2 separate regions of the Mus musculus genome follow, and region 1 is linked to region 2. A link is a loop called in an ENCODE intact Hi-C map of the cell type or tissue named here. Cell type or tissue: left cerebral cortex. All regions are shown on one strand. Each heading gives the region's core, and the rest is flanking DNA. Links, peaks and the distances in the headings are about the cores only.

Region 1 (2,917 bases), core at 109-2,608, 850 kb after region 2:
GACTCACCGGAGCAATGACTAGGAGTTAACTGATCCCTAGTGGGTAGTGGACTTCACTCAAAGATAGACATAGAGGAACACTTTGTACAAAGACAGTAGCAAATAGGAAGGGCCTGTGGCACAAGTGTAAATCCATAGCTCAGATGTCTGGGGCCCACAGAGTGACAGGAGGCAATCAAGAGGATTCTGAAAGAAGACAGGACCACACCACAGCATGGGCTGCAGTCCAGAGTGTGCACCTTCAACTAAAGAATGGGAAACCTCTGCAGAGTTTTAAGAAAGAAAGGGAATGTTCATATCTACTACAAATTTCTTCTGTATGCTGCCTGCTTACATACTGACACATATTTGGCGGGCCAAAGGAGTTACGCAGAGGTCATTACGGAAGACTGGAAGAGATGGAGCTGACTCAGACAAGGGAACTGGCTATGGAAAGGGGGTGGCAAATTCAAAGGCTTTAGTCAAAAATGAAAACGTGTGGGAAAGTGAAAGAGGAGGGCCAGACTTGTGCGCTGTTAGGTAGCCTTTCTCTCCCTGAGGAATTAGAAAGTAACCAAGTAGGGGAAGGTTAAGAGGTCCTGTTCATCATGCTGAGCCACAGGGCCAACAAAACACCACTCCCTGGTGCTGAGAAGGCAGGTCACAGGCAAATGTGAGTCTGGGGAGCAGCTAGGACGCAAATCTAAGGAACCCCAGTTCTGTCAGCAGAGACGGAAGTCTCCAGCACTGATGGACGGAGACAAGAAACAAGATGCTGGGCAAGGAAGATCCTGAACGGTGTGCAGTGCTGTGTCCTTAACCTCACGCCTCTGCATGACCTCTGCTCAGACTTCCTTGACCTTCTCCTCTCTGTTGGCTCAGCGGTTTAGAGCACTGACTGCTCTTCCAGAGGTCCTGAGTTCAAATCCCACCAACCACATGGTGGCTCACAACCATCTGTAATGAGATCTGATGTCCTCTTCTGGTGTGTCTGAAGACAGCTCTAGTATACTCATATAAATAAAAATAAATCTTTAAAAAGATTTTTAACTGGATTCACATGTGTGTATCAATGATAAACCTACAACAGGGGAATCATTTGGCAGGTTTGCTTCCCATTTGTCAGTTTCACGTTTTGAATGAACACTCCTCACAGAAGACATCCATGTGCCTTATAGCATCCAAGCTTCCTTTATATACATACAAAGAAACCCGATGAAGGTCACTGTCACAAGATAAAAATCCTGTTGCCTTCCCCGACCCTGACTCTCCTCTCCCTATTCGGCTTTGTGTTTGGGGAATTGAAGCGGTTGGAACTTAAAGAGAGGCAAGAGACAGCAATGACTCAATAGCATGAGTAATTCACAGAGCTGTGCTCAGGTCCCAGGAGTGTGAAAACACACACAGGAGGCAACAACACCATTTTCTTTCCAAAAACTGCTTCTGAGACAGCTGATATTGGGAACTGTTTATGAGATCTAAAATCTACCTCATTCAGAAGAATGACATATTTTAAGCCCTTTTATTATTGTGTGCAAAACAAAAACGTATGCATAACCAATCATTATCGTCTTCTTTCCTAAAATACTCCAATTGTGTTCTCTTTCATCATCTCAGATTCAACCACTGATTAGTGGTTGAATAAATCACAACATAAATATTCTCATGTATTTTCATTGTCACTTATAAACTTAATATCATGCTAATCGTATAAAAGTGTGCAAATTTGGGGATTTCTGGTATCTTAATATGCCGCTTACTAGGTTTTTTTTTTTCCCAAAGATAGGGAAACAAGGTCAAAAACATTCTTGTCTGCAACACATCGTAATATGGGTAATTATATAACTGTTACAATGTTGTTTAGTTCAAGCCACTATTTGCCATTGCAATGTAATGATTCATCTTTTCATCCTTGGGTGTGAACACTGTATCAAGTTAGAAATTGTTTATCATCATAACAAAAACCTTATTCCATTTAAGCTAGTTCCCGTTAAGAGGAGACACTGATCGACTGTCCAAATATCTCTCAAAGGAGGCTAACAAAGACCAAAAGGTAGAAAGCAAGGAAGCTGTGTCCCCCACCCCAGAGATTCCAGAGGGAGAGGGGCTGTGCTGACCCCTTACTTGTCAGACATCCCGGACCTTACACCTGTGGATTTCAATTCAGAACCCAGAACATTCTTTCCCTTTGTCACTGTAGGAGGTCACATTAAGGATATCCATTTATCTTGTAGTAATGTAAACTTTTTCTCTGATGGGTCTATCTGCAATTCTCCTTAGCTCACAGTATCACAAACCTTGAGGGAAAACTGCAGACTCCTAATACCTTATCACAAGATAGAGATTTAGCTCCAACTGTTCCAGAAAATTCAGTGTGTAAGAAAGAGTTTGGAGATCAAAATTTTCTAAAAATAGGCCATGAATATATTTTATCTCCTCTTGGAGTTTACCATATTTGCTTTTTGCTTTTCAAAATGTACTTTGGGGAAATCACTGTCTTTAATTTGTGACCAAAACCAGATATTTATGCTTTAATGAAACACTTTCAGAAATGGATTTCAAAGAGGAGATGATATGATATCTCTATGCACACAGAGAAGAAAGAGAACATTTTGGCTAAGTTGTGCCAAAGTCCTCGATCCACAATTTGAGGACACACATTTCTATAGCAGGACAGTTACATGTATCATTAAGACTTTCTCTCAGTTCTTATTACAAACAAAATCCAAAACTGGGGGTGAAGAAGTCATGGAGGTGTGACCCAGTGACTAAGACCATTTGCTGCTCTTTCAAAGAACCAGGGTTCAGTTCTCAACACCCACATAGAAGCTCACAACCACCTATAACTGCCGTTCCAGGGGATCTGATGCCCTCTCTTGACCGCTGAAGGCACTACACATAAAGCACACTTAGCATGCAGGCAAATAAATACATGCTT
Region 2 (2,917 bases), core at 102-2,601:
AGGAACAGGTTGATCAATAGAATATAACTGAAGACTCAAAAGTAATCCCACACACCTACAGACACTTGGTTTTTTGACAAAGAAGGCAAAACCATACAATGGAAAAAAAAGCATCTTCAACAAATGGTGCTGGTCTAACTGGAAGTCTGCATACAGAAGAATGCAAAGTGATTTATCACCCTGCACAAAGGTCAAGTCCAAGTGGATCAAAGACCTCAACATAAAACCAGATACACTGAATCTAATAGAACAGAAAGTGGGGAATAGCCTTCAACACATTGGTACAGGCGACAACTTCTTGAACATAACACGGATGGCTCAGGCACTAAGATCGACAATTGATATATGGGACCTCATGAGACTGAAAAGCTTCCATAAATCAAAGGACACTGTGATCGGGACAAAACAGCAGCCTACAGATAAGGAAAATATCTTCACCATCCCTCCAACACTCTTTAAAAAGTGTCTTTTTGAAGACCATCTTAGCAACAGAATTCTATACCAAAAAGAGCCACGGGAGGGCAGCAAAAGACATGTTTTCAGTGCTGGTTGTTAAAGGAAGTAAGACTGGTATTTTCCTCCCAGGAAAAGCAAGAAGAGGAATGGTTGGAAGAAATTGGGGAGACTATGTCCAAAGTGCATATCACCCAGCGTCCCCACAGCTGATGTACACTCACAAGGCGCTTCTAACAGCTGAGAAACAACCACACAAAAAGGAGAAATATGCCCTTTCCTGAGTTTCTGAAACATGATGTTGATATTTTTGTCTGTTTTATTGTCCGAGAAATTTTCTTAATTAAAATTATTTAAATTAAAATATAGTTATACCACTAACCCCTCCATTCCCTCCTTTCAACCCCTTCTATGCCCTCGCTCCTCAAACTGATGGTCTCATTTTCTTAGGCTGAGTCTGTTTAGTGTTGCTTGTGTGTATGAATTTAGGGGTGACACCACTTGGTATTGGATATCCAGTTAGGATGCTGACCCCTGCGATAGGCTAATTCTCTCCCTCAGCATTCCTTTTTTACCTGGAACTCTGGTAAACTTTTTTTACCTGGGCGTGGGATCCTCTGAGGTTTTCCTCTTGTGTTAGAATGTCTATTTATATTGTTATTGTGTAGGCGTTCACATGGTTGAAGTATGTGTGGGGGTAGCCTCCTTGTCATTTCTAGTAGTGACAGCATCACAAGAGGAATTCTGCTCTGGCCTGTATAATTTTTGTGTGCATGTCTACAAGAGTGCACCTTGCTGTTAGCTCCCTGGATGTGGAGTTACCGTGAGTCTGCCTATGAGTGTTGGAAACTGAATCAGACTCCCTGTAAAAGCAGTGTGGGCATTCCCTGAACCATCTCCCAGCCCCCGGGGAACTTTTCGGTGAAATTTACATAGCAAACTCTACCGTAAGTTCCTTTGTGTGGTGTGCTTGGCCTTTGTTATGACCCGGTACAGGCTCCTATGACAATATCTACAAACACAAGCATGCAAACATGTCCGCATGTTTTCCTATGACAATATCTACAAACACAGGCATGCAAGTATGTCTGCATGTTTATAGACTTAGTCCAGCCTTAGGAAAACAAATACTGTGCTTACCACTGGGAAAACCAGACACCCACTCTCATCAAACGCTCACTGTGAACAAGACCACTTTCCTCACAGGGTACTGTGTAGGGCAGGCTGCTAAGCTGGTGTGTGTAGAGTTGATCACAAAAAAAAAATCTTCAGATTTTATTTTTTTGCATTTTTTAGGTAGTTTAAAAAATATGTACTAGTATATAAATAGGGATTAAATAGAGCATAGAGAAGAGCTGAGGGGGGAAAGGCTGTGACGTGATGATTTGGAAAGTCTTCATGTGTAAGGTATACCCAGAAGTTCTGGCACAGTGGAGGTGGGATAGCCCCTCCCCCCTCTTTGCCTCCTTCCTGAGATGCTTTGGTGAGGAACTACATGGGGACCTAACCTCTAGTACATCGCTCATCTTACCTATGACTCTACCTCACAGCTTCAGTTTCTCGCCACAGAGGTGCAGGTGCAGGTGGAGGTGCAGGTGCAGATGCAGGTGCAGGTAGAGGTGCAGGTAGAGGTGTGGTGCAGGTAGAGGTGCAGGTGCAGGTGCAGGTGCAGGTAGAGGTGTGGTGCAGGTGTAGGTGCAGGTGCAGGTAGAGGTGCAGATGCAGGTAGAGGTATAGGTGCAGGTGCAGGTAGAGATGCAGGTGCAAGTAGAGGTGCAGGTGCAGGTAGAGGTGTGGTGCAGGTAGAGGTGCAGGTAGAGGTGCAGGTGCAGGTGCAGGTGCAGGTAGAGGTGCAGGTAGAGGTGTGGTGCAGGTAGAGGTGCAGGTGCAGGTGCAGGTGCAGGTAGAGGTGTGGTGCAGGTAGAGGTGCAGGTGCAGGTAGAGGTGCGGTGCAGGTAGAGGTGCAGGTGTAGGTGCAGGTGCAGGTAGAGGTGCAGATGCAGGTAGAGGTATAGGTGCAGGTGCAGGTAGAGGTGCAGGTGCAAGTAGAGGTGCAGGTGCAGGTAGAGGTGTGGTGCAGGTAGAGGTGCAGGTAGAGGTGCAGGTGCAGGTAGAGGTGCAGGTTCAGGTAGAGGTGCAGGTGCAGGTGCAGGTAGAGGTGCAGGTTCAGGTAGAGGTGCAGGTGCAGGTGCAGGTAGAGTTGCAAGTGCAGGTGCAGGTGCAGGTTGAGTTGCAGGTGCAGGTGCAGGTAGAGGTGCAGGTGCAGGTGCAGGTAGAGTTGCAAGTGCAGGTGCAGGTGCAGGTAGAGGTGCAGGTACAACTTTCACCTGAGGCCAAGTCATGCCATAATGAAAAAAAACTAAGGGAGAACTTTCGCTTTAGGCAGAATTTGCTTTTCTAAGTTTCCTACTTTTTTTAAAAAACGTTTTAATTTGACATTGTATTTATTTACGTTTCAAGTGTT

Evidence for each region. A loop is a pair of places that touch in the nucleus more often than their neighbours do. Peaks named below come from ENCODE experiments on the same cell type or tissue, not always from the same donor. Only the 100,000 strongest peaks of a DNase experiment are listed, where the experiment ranks them.
Region 1: a loop joins it to region 2, with 9 times the contacts of the local background. A loop is called at or near these places in 21 of 42 quality-filtered maps.

The regions. Positions count from the first base shown.
Region 1 is chr15:95,568,448-95,571,364 of GRCm38, forward strand. No RefSeq gene overlaps it. Among named protein-coding and RNA genes, the nearest start is that of Gm31551, 29 kb to the right of the region's middle. In left cerebral cortex, for the core only: no CTCF peak of the experiment used is centred there; a DNase peak (open chromatin) is centred at 1,351.
Region 2 is chr15:94,722,431-94,725,347 of GRCm38, forward strand. All of the region lies in intron 3 of Tmem117 (transmembrane protein 117), which reads left to right. Among named protein-coding and RNA genes, the nearest start is that of Gm25546, 43 kb to the left of the region's middle. In left cerebral cortex, for the core only: a CTCF peak has its summit at 511 (motif pointing right); DNase peaks (open chromatin) are centred at 519 and 1,178.